Linked DNA regions of Homo sapiens: region 2 is linked to region 1. The links are chromatin loops, found by intact Hi-C in ENCODE. Cell type or tissue: Caco-2. All regions are shown on one strand. Each heading gives the region's core, and the rest is flanking DNA. Links, peaks and the distances in the headings are about the cores only. Region 1 overlaps LOC105377448 (a long non-coding RNA gene). Region 2 has its middle 270 kb from the start of SLC7A11-AS1.

Region 1 (8,347 bases), core at 103-8,102:
ATCAGAACTAGAAATATATCAATCAAGCATTAATAAGTCACCAAAACATAAATGTTGAAATCTCTGGAGGATGGAATTATGGGTGGGGTGTATACTCTTCTGTGTGCCCATCTGTATTTTCCAAATTCTTACAATGTATGTGTGCTACTTTTGTAATGGGAGAAGTTCTTATTAAGAGATAGTAAGTGCCCTCTAGAAGCTTGTTGAATGAATGAATTCAATTTCTTTTTTATATCTCTCTCCTGCTTTGAGGACTCTCCATATATGTAAAGTTGTCATTTGAGAAGAAAAAGCTTTAGCTGTAATTCAAACTTAGTCTCACTGAGACCTGTATAAGTAGACCAAAACTTGTTTCAAAACGTCATCACATACATACACACACATAAAAATTGAGCATATCACATTCTAATACCAGCTAAATAATGTCAAATTATAATTTTAAAATAATGATTAAGGGGTAGCCACAAGTGATTCAGCTTCACCAAAGACTAAAACATATTTGAGTATTCTCCTAAATTCAAAGCATATATAATGATCTAAAATGCAGTAGGCATAATTTCTTGTAAAACCTCACAATTTTTATTTGTATGTACACACACATAGGTGCAAAGCAGACCCCAAGGTTATTTGAATTTATCTTTGCTACATGAGTTCTTGTTACAAGCATAACTGACCCACTGTCTTAGTTCATTTCGTGTTGCTATAAGGGCATCTCTGAGGCTGGGTAAGTTATAAAGAAAAGGAAGTTTATTTGGTTCACGATTCTGATGGCTAGAAAGCTCAAGATTGGGCATTTGCATCTGGTGAGGGCCTCAGGCTGCTTCCACTCATAGCGGAGGACAAAGGGGAGCTGGCATGTGCAGAGATCACATAGAGAGAAAGGATGAAAATGGGGTGGGGCGTGCCAGGCTCTTTTTAACAACGAGCTGTCTCAAGAACTAATAGAGGGAGAACTCCCTCCCACGGGAGGGCATTACTCTATTCATGAGAGACCCACCCCATGACCCAAACACCTCCCATTAGGCTCCACCTCCAACAGTGGGGGTCACATTTCAACGCGAGGTTTGGAGGGAACAAAGATCCAAGCCACAGCACCCGCAGATTTTTAGGAAGTAGAAAACAATTCCATTCACACCTGAAATGTCAGGCCCATACTTTAAACTGTCATGTTATCTATTGTCATTTTGAGGATATTATTGTTTTAGTAAGGTTAGGGATGAGATTTGCCTTCAATTTGTATCTTAAAAGTTTAAATTACAGCCTGGGTGCAGTGGCTCCTGCCTGTAATCCCAGCACTTTGGAAGGCCGAGGTGGGCGGATCACCTGAGGTCGGGAGTTTGAGAACAGCCTGACCAATGTGGAGAAACCCCGTCTCTACTAAAAATACAAAATTAGCCAGGCATGGTGGCACATGCCTGTAATCCCAGCTATTCAGAAGACTGAGGCAGGAGAATCGCTTGAACCTGGGAAGCAGAAGTTGTGGTGAGCCAAGATCACGCCATTGCATTCCAGCCTGGGCAACAAGAGCAAAATTCTGTCTCAAAAAAAAAAAAAAAAAAAAAAAAAAAAAAAAGGTTTAAATTACTTAAAATGAAAAGCAGTTCTGGAATTCCTGGCCAATTCATATGCCCCAGGGTTTACCAAAGCCACGTAGAACAATATCACAGTGAACCACTAAAATGATCCCTACTTCCCTTTAAAGTTTTTAAATTGTAAAGAAGTTTTGTCACTTAGGGGGCATCTGTGGCGTAAAAATCAAGACAGAATTTAAATAAAGTAATACCACACTAACTTGCCTCGTCCTCTGTTTCTGGGAAAACTCTTGAGTCTGCCTTGAGGAGTAAAAGGCGACATGCCAGTCATCCATGAAATGCTGCTTATTGTTTTAGCTTGAGCAACCTGAAAATAAAGAACTTCCTTTCTGCACTGGTATTTCTTTAGTTTTCTTTCACCTTGGCAATCCAATTAGAAGGTTCGCATGTATGTTTCATGATTGAAAATGCCTGTTAAATCAAGAAAATGAAATTTAAGTCATCAATGCTTCCTTTATACGCAAAGGGTCCTTTCTGAGGTATTGTTGAGAGGGCTGGATGTGGGATTTCCCTGCATCTCTGGGAACAGCTTTAAATGCCAGCCCCCTCCTGAGGCTCTGTCCTTTGCTGAGGAAATAATTTCAGAGGCAAACTATATTTCAGCACAGCTCCACACCTGTCTAAATCACCATGCCACAAGGCTGGAGAGAGAAAAGACTACTACTGACTTTACTCCTCTTTCCTTTAACGAGTTTTGAAGGGTTTCTTTTTACCAAAGAAATAATGAACGCCTCTTGCAAACTGTGGGGGAAAATGTTCTATTTGGAAGTAATTGAAAATATGTTTTGCAGCTACTTACGAACCCTTTTCCAAATAGCTTTCTTTTCTAATTAACTCACCACAGTGCTTAGCTCTGAAATTCGGTGGGTAGAGAGTGACATCTAGTGTGTTGAAAAAGAACTTGAAACACGAAAGTTGGGTGAGGGCAGAAGACCTAGGTTTATAACTATGACTCCTAAATGCTTCCCTTCTAGTATAATAATTGCCAGATGGAAATGCAAGGTTGCTATCATGGAAGTTTCATGAGTGTTTGAAATTATGAGAAAGATTGTTTTCTCTTTAGATATTTAGAGAACTGTGGATGTTTTAAGGTACACTTTGTCTAAAGAAGCCTATAGTCCTAAAAGTAATTTGTGTGAGGACAAGGTGGGGTCATAACACCTAAGAGATGAAATATGGTTTCTCCCTGAGGTCAGAAAAGTAATTTTCACTTTAAAGTTAAAGTGGAAGGGATCAGGGATGATCAGCTGCCCCTGAACTCTAGTAGCTTGTCATCATGGGGATTTTTTCAGGCTTTGCAGGTAGACAGTTCAAACCTGATTCAGGAGGAAATAGTCACTGCCGATTTAACAGACGCAGGTGCCTAACATGAGCAATGTCCGTGCTGTGGTGACAACAGATGGAACAAGGCAAGTCCCTTCATCAAAACAGAAATAAAGTGCTAAAGAGGACTCCCAAAGAGAGGAGGCAATCATGTAGAAGGATCAGGAACTACTTGGTGTAGATGAATCGAATATGGATAAATATTTTTTTTTTTTTTTGAGAGGGAGTCTCGCTCTGTTGCCCAGGCTGGAGTGCAGTGGTGCGATCTCAGCTCACTGCAAGCTCTGCCTACCAGGTTCACACCATTCTCCTGCCTCAGCCTCCCGAGTAGCTGGGACTACAGGCGCCCGCCACAACGTCCAGCTAATTTTTTGTATTTTTAGTAGAGACGGCGTTTCACTGTGTTAGCAGGATGGTCTCGATCTCCTGACCTCGTGATCTGCCCGCCTCAGCCTCCCAAAGTGCTGGGATTACAGGCATGCGCCACCGCGCCCAGCCCCTGGATAAAATTTTTGACATGTGCAATAGGAAGAAAGGGCACTCCAGGTAAAGGAAACAGCATGAGTAAAATCACAAATCAGGAAAAGATCATCTGAGTGCTACTCTCCTTTTATTGAGTCAGAAATAGTACATTCTGACTCAAATGCAGGATAAATATAGGAGAGAAGTAAAATATGATGTTGATTGGTGGACCTTCAAATGCCAACACAGGAATTTCTGCAGGGTCCTTGGTGCTGTGTCACAGCTGTTATCAAGAATTCATGCCTATATTCTCTCATCCACAGAACCCACCAAGGGAGCATGAAGCCAAGCGGAAATGCTGGTGTACAGTCACCTATGAGAACCAAAATAAGGCCAGCCAGAACACTGTCAAGGTCATGGCAGAGCCCAGGCATCCCTTGTTAACATCCATCTCTGAGTGAGCATTATGCAGAGAAGTTTTCCCCACTCCCAATTCCTCTTCCAGATTTAAAGAAAAAGCTATTCGACTGCAGAAGGAACTTGAGCCTTTCCTCATAGGGGAGATGACCATCTTTGACCTTACCTGTTCTAGCTATGAGGCAAAAATCTTTCTAAATAGATACACATCAATCACCACGCCATAGCTGCTTGCTTAACTCAGGATTACATCATTAAAAATCGTTCCCTGTTCTCAGTAAGCCATCACTGGATATGGTAGGGGAGCCAAGAATTATTGACCAACTGAAAAATGACAGGGCCCCATCAAATCTATTTGACTTGTATTTCCCGGTTCCAAAGGACAGAAGGCCCTTTATTCTATGACGCAATGGAATGGGACATTTGAAAGCCAGCATCCAATCACAACATAAGGGCACTTGGAAGATCCTAAAGTCTGAAGCTAGCACTGAGCTACTTTTCCAGTGGATATCAGGTAACTCTCCCTAAGGATAAAGCTTTATGCTAAATTCCTGGAATTCGCTAATTTAACATTTGAGGTATCAGTTACACTCAAGCAGCTCCTATGATTCAGGATATGTAATAATTTCTCAGTTTACTGAGACAAATTTAAATTAAGCCTGCTGTGAGGTTTGACCTTGTGGCTCTCTACATGTCATCATATGCTCTGAAATCCCAGACATCAAGTCCCTGGTTCTTAGAGAGAAAAAGACAACAAATAAGAAGAGAATTATTAGTGAAAGTTGAAATCTAGGTTTTGAGGATCCTGGCGCTCATACGACATTGGGTCCTCTATAAGAAAAAGAATTTTGGGCCGGGCGCAGTGGCTCACGCCTGTAATCCCAGCACTTTGGGAGGCCAAGGCAGGCGGATCACCTGAGGTCGGGAGTTTGAGACCAACATGGAGAAATCCCATCTCTACTAAAAAAATACAAAATTAGCAGGCGTGGTGGCACATGAATGTAATCCCAGCTACTCAGGAGCCTGAGGCAGGAGAATCACTTGAACCCGGGAGACGCAGGTTGCAGTGAGCCGAGATCGTGCCATTGCACACCAGCCTGGGCAACAAGAGCAAAACTCCACCTCAAAAAAAAAAAGAGAAAAAAAAGAATTTTACAATGGTAAATATCTCTTTAGAACCAAATACGAAATCCTCACAAATTATACAATTTCTTAAAGCTATTGAATACCATAAACATCACAAAAATTAGAATAAAAACTTGTATTTTTACTAATTAGTTGCCTGACACACTTCTACGATATGTTCTTTACTGCATTTTGGGGGTACATATCCTTTGCCTCTTAATGAGATTTAGAAAAATCACTTTCTATAGAAAGAATAGATAGTTCAGTCTTTCCTCCATCATGACTCATCAAAATATGTTTTTATTGATAGTTTAGAAAGGTTTCTTTTAGCTTCACAACACATTATTGATACCATATAAAATTTAGGATTGTTGTCAAATTTTTAAAAATCTCAAGTTTCTTTTAAAAATGAGATATAAAATTTCAGGATATTTCAAGTGTTCTTGGGCAATGGCTAATCTTAAATATTAATTGGTATTTCATTAAATAATTTGCTCATCAGCTGGGCGCAGTGGTACATGCCTGTAAATCCCAGCACTTTGGGAGACCAAAATGGGTGGACTGCCTGAGCTGGGAGTTCGAGATCACCCTGGGCAACATGGTGAAACCTCGTCTCTACTAAAATACAAAAAATTAGCCAGGCGTGGTGGCAGGCACCTGTAGTCCCAGCTAGGAGGCTGAGGCAGGAGAATCGCTTGAACCCAGAAGGCAGAGGTTGCAGTGAGCCGAGTTCGTGCCACTGCACTCCAGCCTGAGCGACAGAGGGAGATCTTGTCTCCAAAAATAATAATAATTATATAATAATAATAATTGCTCAATATTGTCATCAATATCTTCACAATAATGACATTATGAATTTTATAATATCTTCATCAATATCAGTGTTTTATCAAATAAGCAAGAAATGTAAATCTTTTCCTAGTGTGATACACTCCTCTTCATCAGACATTTTATCAAATAATAGTAGACCTTATTCATTATTTCTACTCAAAATTACTTCTTCCTCTCCATGGATGGCCACTTTAGGCATTATCTAAAACATTTTATTACAATTAACTTCTCAATATCAGAAAATTTCCATTGATTTTTCTCTTAATCACTTTTGCCTCACATTTCATTCATTTTTTTCTCATAATTTTCTTCTTCTTCTTTTTTTTTTTTTTTTGGAGACAGAGTCTGTCACTCAGGCTGGAGCACAGTGGTGCCATCTCAGATCACTGCAACCTCCGTCTCCCAAGTTCAAATGATTCTCCAGCCTCAGCCTCCCAAGTAGCTGGGACTACAGGTGTGTGCAACCATGCCCAGATAATTTTTGTATTTTTAATAGAGACGGGGTTTCACCATGTTGGCCAGGCTGCTCTCAAACTCTGGATCTCAGGTGATCCACCCACCTCAGCCTCCCAAAGAGCTGGGATTACAGGCATGAGCCACTGTGCCCGGCCAGTTTTCTCCTTTCTTTAATAAAAATTATAAAGGTAACTAAAGAAGATACCCTTCATGTATGTCCAAATCGAGTAAATAATTTTTCAAAAGTAGTAATATTCAATAAATTATCACTCAAAAGCATTTTTCCAAATTCACTTCTTACTTCTTCACAATATTTTACTATTGAAAACTTCATGAAAACAGATGGCCATGTGAACACATTGGTAAGCATGTAAGAGAGGGGCCCTAAAGCATAAGCTTCATTAGTTTCATATATTATGTCGGTACAAAAGTATTTGCAGTTTTTGCCCTTGCTTTCAGTCTAATTCTGCATCAACCTAATAAATCCAATTCTGTTGACATGACAGTTTGTTTGGGATTTTAAGGATAATGCAAGATAACCCTCTGATTCTTGTAGGGTATGTGATCCAGGAGAAAACCTGGAGCTTGTTCAAATGCAATCGTATTCAACACTTTGGGAATTCTGAAAATTCCTTAAATGTATGCTGGAGGAGGTCAAGAGTAGACTTAGAACCTAATAAATAAACTAGGGGCTGGGTGCGGTGGCTCACGCCTGTAATCCCAGCACTTTGGGAGACTGAGGCGGGAGGATCACTTGAGGTCAGGAGTTTGAGATCAGCCTGGTCAACGTAGCGAAACCCCATCTCTACTAACAATACAAAAATTAGGCAGGTGTGGTGGCACGCATCTGTAACCCCAGCTACTTGGGAGGCTGAGGCACAAGAATTGCTTGTGCTCCACCTGGGAGGTGGAGGTTACAGTGAGCCAAGATCTCGCCACTGCACTCCAGCCCAGGTGACAGAGTGAGACTTTGTCTCAAAAAACAAAAACAAAAAACAAGGACATTAACACCTTATACACCAGCTTATGTCATTGAGTACAACTGTATCAGCCAGGGTTCTACCAGAGAAATGAAACCAGTAAAGAGGGAGAGAGAAATTTATTACAAGGACTCTTTTTATGAAAATGTGGGGACTAACCAGGCAAGTCCAAAAGCCATGGGGCAGGCCAGCAGGCTGGAAACTCTGCTGTCCTCAGGGGAATTTCAGTTTTGCTCTTCAACTGATTAAATCACCATTCAGATTATCAAGGATAATATCCTTTACTTAAAGTCCACTGATTATAGATGCTAATCACATCTACAAAATACCTTCATAGCAAAACCAACATTAGTGTTGGATTGAATAACCAAGTACTATAGGCTAGCCACACTGACACATCAAACTAACCACCACACGTTAACATCTACTATTAGAGTATGCTAACAAGCAGACACCAAAGGTGAAATATTATTCTCTTTCACTCAGTTTGAGTTCATGGAAGCACAGAAAAGATTAATTTGCTGCAGGGGTGGAGTCAGGGTTGGAGAAGCTTCATGTAACATTGGTCAAGACCTCAACTCAGGAGTCAGCATCCTGGGTTCAAATTCTGGCTCTGACACTCACTTCCTAAGTGACTCCCTCATATGCTTATTTCTTCAATAGGAAGTGAGGATAACAGTACCTATCTCACATCTATTGCGGAAGTTAAAAGAGATAAGCCATGTAAAGTGCTTAGAACAACGCCAGGCATGTAACCAGTGCTTAACTATCAGCTGTCATCATTACAATGATCACGATTATCAATATAAGCCTTGAAGGATGAGTAAGACTAACCCAGGACAGGAAAGGCATCCCAGGCAGGAGAAACAGTAAGAGCAAAGGCACAGAGGCATGAAACCACCTGTCACGCCTGGGGAGGGGTAAGTAACACCGTGTAGCCAGAGCATGGAAGGTGGTGAGGAAAGCTTAGATCTCAAGGGTTGGCTGGACTCAGCCAGTGAGGAGCCTTGAATGTAAAAAAAAAAAAAAAGCTTGCACTTTATTTAGGCAGCAAAAAGAGACAGAAAGATTTTTTTTTTAAATTAAAACAAAGTAATCCAATCTATGAATATTTGGAATGCGCAGGCCTAGTATAAGTGCTCCACATTTGAATAACGAGCC
Region 2 (8,347 bases), core at 27-8,026, 1.1 Mb before region 1:
TAGAGCTAACCTTGGTGCGACCTCAGTATCTTCTGAGGAACCTCTCCTTTCTTAGATGCCCAGTACCATTTTCTATATCTTGATAGCTGATAGCGTTCTTCTAAAATGTCAGTCCCATCTAGGACTCACATTTCACGTTTAGCATCTATGCTCCAGAGTTTTCTCGACCCTCTTCTCCAGAAAATATTGTTGGATATGTCATTCCTTCAAGGTCGTGCTTGTTAGATGTCTAAGTTTACGTAAATTTCACCTAAGTTGTTCATTAAAAATTTACAGGCCCAGAGAATATTGTCCTTTATTTTAACCTGTAGCAGTGAAGAGTATCATGGCTAAATCAGAGAGAAAATATTATTAGTATAATCAACTATAAATTGTTCTACAAATTCCCTCATGTATGGACTGAATTGTGCCCAGTCCTATCCCCCTAAATTTATACATTGAAATCCTAATCCCTAGTGTACTTCAGAAAGTGACTGTATTTGGATAGAGGTCTTTTATAGAGGTAAATAAGGTTATATGAGATAATATGGGTGGGTCTTAATACAATATGACTGGTGTCCTTATAAGAAGGTGGAGAGATAAGAAGGTGGAGAGACATCAGGGATCGCTACACAGAGAAAAGGCCATGTGAGGACAATGACAAGGCAGCCATCTACAAGCTTAGGAGAGAGGCCTTAGAAGAAACCAAACCTGCCTTCACCTTGATCTTACACTTTTAGCCTCCAGAACTGTGAGAAAATAAATTTCTGTTGCTTGAGTCACTCAATCTGTGGTACTTTGTTATGTCAGTTCTCTAAAACTAATACACCTCAATAATATTTGTTTTATTGTTATTTAAAAAAATATGTTCCCATCACATCCCTATTCATTTGTGCTTTTATCTCCCCATTCATTTATTTAACATTGATTTAATAACCACTTTATAGCATATGGAGATAAAGATGGATGTGTGTGTGGGTGTGTACATAAACTCACTTAAAGGAACTCGGTTCAATGGAAGAGACACTTCATCATAAGTATAATCATTGTTCTATAAGAAAATAACCTTCATAAAACTAGAAACGTTAGAATTGAAAAACTGAAGAGACTTGTGAATTTTCTTTTAGTTTTTCTTTAAACAAAAACCTAGAAGTACTGAGTTCAAAACCCTAATGCACCATAGTTGTGAAAAATATAAGAATACTAATGATAAAATTACATTATGTAATTATTCCATATATCACCTCATGCTAAGTGTGTTCACTTTCATCATCTAATTTAATTCTCACAACACACTTATGTTATAGGAATTTTTTTATAGATAATGAATTGCAGCTTACAAAAATTGTCCAAAATCACATATTTCTCTCCATGTTGTATTTTTACATTTAAGCCTAGTGAATAGGTTTTCTCTTTAAAATTATCTCAGGATAGACTGTCTTAGTTTTGTGTTTTTTTATATAGTGGACTTGTCTTTTTTTTTTACTGTCTTTGAGTCTACTATATCTAATATATGTATAGCTACTCTTGCTCTTTTTCAGTTTCCATTTGCATGGAGTATCTTTTTCTATCCATTCACTTTCAGTCTATGCAAGTTCTTAAGGTGAAGTGACCCTCCTGTAGGCAACATATAGGTGAACCTTTTTTTATTCATTCAGTCACTGTATGCCTTTTAATTGGAAAATTCAGTCCATTTTCATTCAAAGGGGTAGAGTAATTTTCTCTAGTAGTACGTTTCAAATTTTTGCTTTTTATTTTAAATGCATCTATTATAAGTTTTTACTTTATGGTTACCATGAGACTTACAAAAAACATCTTAACGTTATAAAAGACTATTTTAAACAAAAAACAATTAACAAAAAAATCTACTTTTTTTTTTTTTTAAGACAGAGTCTTGCTCTGTTGCCCAGGCTGGAGTTCAGTGGTGCCATCTCGGCCTCCCGGGTTCAAGTGATTCTCCTGCCTCAGCCTCCCAAGTAGTTGGGATTACAGGTGCTGCCACCACGCCCAGCTAATTTTTTGTATTTTTATTGGGGACGGGGTTTCACCATGTTGGCCAGGCTGGTCTCAAACTCCTGACTTCAGATGATTCGCCCACCTCGGCCTCCCAAAGTGCAAAAATCTGCATTTTTACTCCATTCTCCCCCATTTTGAATTTTGGATGTCAGAATTTATATCTTTTAATGTTGTCTATTCTTAATAAGTTATTATAGTTATTAGTTTTAAGTTTTGTCTTATCTTCATATGTGTAAATATAGTGTATGAGTGAAATATATATACTATATATATATACCATATATAAACTATATATATAGTTTACATGCCATGATTGTAATATTAAAAAATTCTGAATTTATCTGTGTACTGACTTTTACCAGCGATCTTCATACTTTCAGCTGCTTTTGTGTTATAGGTTAGCATCCATTTGTTTCAGGTTGAAGAACTCCCTTTAGAATTTCTTGTAAGACAGGTTGGGTGGTGATGAATTCCATTAGCTTTGTTTGTCTGGGGAAGTCTTTACTTCTCCTTCATGTTTGAGGAATAGCTTTGCTGGGTACAGTATTCTTGATTAGGAGGTTTTGTTTGTTTGTTTACTTGTTTGTTTGTTTTTTCTTCAGCACTTTGAAAATACCATCTTACTTCCTCCTGTCCTCTAAGGTATCTGCTGAGAAGTCTGCTTCCAAGAATATTCAAACTTCCTTTTATGTTATTTGATTATTTTCTTTTGCTAGTATTAGGATCTACTCATCGTCTGTGACTTTTGAGAGTTTGATTATTTTATGCTTTGAAGTAGGGTTATTTGGGTTGAATCTGACTGGTGATCTTTGACCTATCTATACCTGGATATTTATTTCTCCACATTTGGAAAGTTTCCTGCTTGTTATTTCTTTGAATATTCCTTCTACCCCTTTGTCATCCTCACTTATTCTTGAATACCAGTGACTAGTACATTTTCTCTTTAGATGTTGTCCCATAGATATCTTAAGATTTAATTCCTCTTTATTATTTTTTTCTTTTTCCTCTTCTGTGTTTTCAAATAGGCTGTCTTTGCATTCATGGATTCTTCTGCTTGATCAATTCTGCTGTTGATGTTCTCTGTTGCATTTTTCAGTTTGTTCAATGTATCTTTCAGCTATTTGATGTCTATTTGATTTTTTAATAATTTCAATTACTTTTTTAAATTTTTAAAGTTCTGAATTATTTCTGTGTTTTCTTGGAGTTTATTGACTTTCCTTTAAACGGCTATTTTGAATTCCTAGTCTGAGTGTTCACATATTTCCACTTCTTTATGGTCATTGGTATCCTGTTTTGTCCATTTGATGAGGTCATATTTTCCTGATTGCTCTTGACGCTTATGGATATATATCAATGTCTATGGATTTAAAAATTTAAAAACTATTTGTTCCAGTCTTTGCTATAGGCTTTGTGTCCAACTTTTTATTATATTCTGTCTAGACATACTGTGCTGATTGATACAGTGTTTCTTAGTTTGAGATTACTGCCTTTTCTTCAGCACTAGATGGAGCCCTAAACCCAGGTTTGCTGCAAGTCTACTGTGGGCTCTGAGGTTGGCATAGCATTTAACTTGGATAGGCCTAGAGGAGACCCAAGAAAGTTACCTGAGCTATGTGGAAACACCAGCTAGGGAATCATGCCTACACAACCCATAGACCATTCTTCCTGAAACATGGCATTGCTCAACAGCCTCTCTGATTTTGTGTTTCCTCTGGTGAGAATGGAGAGCAGCCATACTGACATTCTGGCTACTGCTAGCCCCATCCCCATTCTTTGTCTCTAGCTGGTCTCAAGTGCTTTAGCGCTGCAGGCACTCACTACAGGCACTCCTGTAGGTCAAGGCAAAAGAGAGTTTCCTGTGAAGAGACCCAGGATAGTGAGGAAGCTGAGTGTATTTTAGTTTTTAATACATAGCTATCTTAACTAAACATGTGTATAAAAATAATTTATTTTCATTAGAAATAATTTTATTTTTACCCTAACATGTTTTTCTTTACATTGATGTAATATAAATTCCTATCCTTTGAATTGATGGTGATACAAATGAAATGGGCTTTTTGAAAACTAGTGAATGCATGGTTATCTGTTAAGAGCTGAGGCATAGAGTAAAAGCCCAGTGAAAACTGAAAAATATGTAAGTCATCATGAAGATGATTTAGAAACTAAAAAATATTAGTTTGCTAGATCTGTGCCAAAACAGTGGTTTTAAAAAACAAAAATTTAATGCCTTACAGTTCTAAAGACTAACGCCTAAAATTGAGGTATCAGCAGGGCCATAACTGCTCTGTGACTGAAAAGAATACTTCCTTACCTCTAGCTTCTGGTTTATCAGCAATCTTTAGAGTTTATCCGCTTGTAGATAGATGTATCACTCCAATCGCATGGCTATTTTTTCTCTGTGTCTTCATATCATCTTTTCCCTGTGCATTTTTGCCTCTGGGTCCGAATTTTCTCTTTGTATAAGGACAATAGTCATATTGGATTAAAAGCCACCTTAGTGACCTCATCTTAACTTGGTTAAATCTGCAATGACACTGTTTCCAAATAAGGTCACATACTCAGGTTCTGGGGTTTAGGGCTTCAGCATATCATTTGAAAGGAATACAATTCAATTAATAAGAGTGGTAAATAGGACTTTCTCATGCTTTTCCCTCAGCAAAATCATGAAGTAAAGGAAACTGATTCTTGGATTATACCAAATCTTTTTATTGTGCTCATTTTTGTTGGTGAGTCTGATCCCTTCTCTCTCCTTCTCATTAGGAACGCTGAGCTCAGTGCCCATGCATGTACTCTTCCCTCTTACTCCTCTCTCATCATAATCAAACTGCTCATTGGTCTTATATTCACCCTCCATCATAAATTATAGCTTCAGGGAGTATGTACATGTGGGGTGAAATGGATCCTTAAAGAAACAGAGTATATAGAGCATAGCAGAAAGCATATCCTGTTTATAGAGGCTTTTCCAAAATAGTTTATTCCTAATTTTCTTCAATGCTCATGCTAATAGCTATGATTCATTTTTAGACTCAGACTCAGAATAAATATAGCATTCTAATTATTTTTAAGGAAAATGTATTTTTCCTTAATAATAAATAAATTGTGCTACTTTTATCTGTTTGAAGTAATTAAAACGAGGATTTTGATGTTTTAATCTACAAAATTATACTGCAGGCACAAAATCAGAAATATTGAGTTAAAAGAAGAACGGACAAATTATACCAACTTTCAGTTACATTGTAGTAAATTCCTTTTGGCAACCTGTATACATGTATACAACAGATAGACCTAACTGAGTTTTTAAAGAACAATTTCAATATATTCCTAAAGCCATTTTCAAGGATTTCTGTGATTGAGGGAAAATAAAAATAAGAGAAGTTAATTAAAATGATTGAATTTTGTCAGTTTTAGCAAGGTAAGCTATATCCCATCAAAGACAGGGTGGATGCAATATAAAGAAAATAAATCAAATATGAAGATATTAAATTATTTAACAATAATTTACATAGTTTTGAATTAATAAGACTAGGCAAGCTTAGTGAATAAAGAAATGTGCATATATTTACTTAAAAACAACACATTTAAAATATGCTTCTAGTAAGTCTGACTTTTTTAAGGGTACACAATACAGTTGACATCAATCTAAAGCACTGGCATTCGATTTCTTATTATTTTGCATTACTAAATATCAAGTGTATAAATAATTATCATGCATAAATATAGGCTGGTTGTTCAAAATAACTTTCCACAGTGTTTCATCTATTTTGTATCCAGCTAAAATTTAACCCTATCTTCAGAGGGACAGTAGTATTTTAAACCAAGTCAATTAATAGTCTATATCAATCAGACAAAGGTATATTTTTTCTTAAAATAAATCCTACAAATAGCTTAATTTTAAGTTAATTCCTGATATTTGCATTATTTATTTCATTTAGAAACATATTGCACATATATTTGAAGATAAAATATTTAAGTTTTATCTTTCCAAAAGCTTGACTATCATCTTATCATGGACACTCAGAATGTCAAAATTAGGACATGTAGCCATTCTTCTGTTCTCATTAGGGAACAAACATCACTCAGGGAGCAGGTGTCCTCTCCGTTCCCTCTGCCAGCTTTCTGCCCGCTGCCAAGCCTGTAGTTCTATCTGGATATGTTAGCTGTGCACCAGAGGTTGATAGTCTCCTTCGCACTTGGCTTGAGCCCTTCCTTATATGGCCCTCAGAAAGAAATGTTAAAGATAAGGGGTACCTACCACGACAGTATCTGGAAAAATGGCAAAATGTCTGAATAATCACTGCAGCAAGAAGGCAATGATACTGCCTTTTTCTGATTCAAGGAGGGAGAAAAATTATTTCAGATAAATTCATGAAGGGAACTATCCTATGGCATAACAATGCTGTAACATTAGGTGAAAAAAAGATTAAATACACACACTATCAATGGGACAAGAAAAACATTCTGAAATTGTTTAACCCTGCTGTGTGTGTGTATGTAAAATGTTAAAACGTACATGTGGAGCAGTTTAACTTTTTTGGAAACTTTTCTCAAACTAACAATAATATTTCAATAGAAAAATTATTGAAACTAAATCGGATCCATGAGGATGAGTAATATTTAAATAGGTAGGGAAGGAAGACTCATATAGAGAGGAGTCACAGGGTCAAATGAATGGAAGAGGAAATGGGTGTGAGAATTTTCAGAGGGCTGTGAGTAAGGAGAACAATTTGTACAAATTAATGAAGACTAGGGGCAATAGTAGGTAGCAATGAACCTACTAATATTTAATGGAAATTTAAGTGCTAGAGAATATTAAAAACTGAAGGCATGGAGAAAGGACCACATAAAACCTTATCCAGCTAGTAAAAGGATAAAAGTGATGTTTAGGAAATGTAGGTGTACAGCAATATATTATTATTTTTAAGTTGAAAGTAATAAAATCCACTTAATACTGTACTCATTTTTGGTGCAATAATAACACTAATAATAATATTACCTTATTTCATTGAATTGTAGAAACATCGATTGAAAGATACACTATTGTGTATCAATTATTTTACAATCAGGAGTAAATGAACTCTGTCACATAGTCTATGACATACTATTCGCTATAAAACACAATCTGATTATTGAGGCATTAAAATGTGAAAAAATGTATCATTTAAAAGATGAAATACGGTAATGTCTATTACTTGGTGAGTGATTTTACTTGTTAGGAATTGTGCTAAGTATTTTATATGTATTAATTCTCAAAATATTTCTATAAACTATTATTTGTATGACTAGGTACTATTATAGTCAATTTTGACAAATTGAGATAACCAAGGCTTAGAGTAGTTAAACAACTCCCCTTGGCTATACAGCTAGACAAGGAGCCAAGATTTTTATTCAAATCATATATGATTTAAATGTAGTAAGTAGAAAATGATAAGTCACTGAACAATTATTAAAGGGCCAAAAAAGTAAACATTAACAATTTTATTATCAATATAAGAAAACTCTAGGAATAATTGAATCTAATTGGTAAAAGAAAAAAAACAGAAATTTATGCATTTCCAAGTTTTCAAGTACAAGAAACTAAAACTAAAGACATTATATTGGCAGTAATGGGCATATTCAGAAGGGTAACTGCTTTCAGATAATATAATATTTCCTTAGGAAACATTGAGTTTCAAATAACGTCAGGGTGACAAACTCATATTGCCGTTTAGCAGTTGCACATATGGGACTGAAGCAAAGGTGAGAAGTCGGGGAGTCATGTGAGAAGTGGTACTTGAAACCATGAGGAGAAATGGGCCATATCATGTGAATACTTAAGGAGAAGAGCAGGAGACACAGGACCAATGTTCAAGTATAAACCACAGTTATAAATCAGGAGGAAATGTGCCAGCTGCGGAGAAAGAGAAACCAGCAGGGAAGAGCTGAAGAACAAGAATCATAAAGAGGCTTATCAATCAAAGAGTCTAAAGAATTTGAGAGATTTAATAAAACATGAATTGAGAAAAGGTTATTGAATTTGGGTAGGCAGGTGGTGATATTAGGAGAATAATTTCACCAGCCAGGTGGTTTTCAAAGCCAGATTTCCAGAGGATTAAAACAGAAATGAGTAGAAGCTATAGCACAGGTGTAGGTCACACACGTTAGGAACTGGTGATAAAGGAAGAAGGGAAATTAATACATGAAATTGGGAAAAGGAGACATTTTAAATGTCAGCAAAGGAAGCATGAGCAACATGAAAGAATTTAATGCAGAACACAACTTGAAAATATGAAGTTTGAGAGGTTCGATACAGAGGCAGTTCATCTACTCACTGCACAACATTTTATTGAGTAACTACTGTGTCCATTGCTGCACA

What was found. A loop is a pair of places that touch in the nucleus more often than their neighbours do. Peaks named below come from ENCODE experiments on the same cell type or tissue, not always from the same donor. Only the 100,000 strongest peaks of a DNase experiment are listed, where the experiment ranks them.
Region 2: it touches region 1 in a loop (5-fold over the local background); 3 of 110 quality-filtered maps call a loop at or near these places.

What each region holds. Positions count from the first base shown.
Region 1 is chr4:138,936,028-138,944,374 of GRCh38, forward strand. All of the region lies in intron 2 of LOC105377448 (a long non-coding RNA gene), which reads right to left. Among named protein-coding and RNA genes, the nearest start is that of NOCT, 76 kb to the right of the region's middle. In Caco-2, for the core only: no CTCF peak of the experiment used is centred there; a DNase peak (open chromatin) is centred at 4,171.
Region 2 is chr4:137,816,540-137,824,886 of GRCh38, forward strand. No RefSeq gene overlaps it. Among named protein-coding and RNA genes, the nearest start is that of SLC7A11-AS1, 270 kb to the right of the region's middle. RefSeq lists a silencer at 3,405-3,454. In Caco-2, for the core only: a CTCF peak has its summit at 3,496 (motif pointing right); a DNase peak (open chromatin) is centred at 3,532.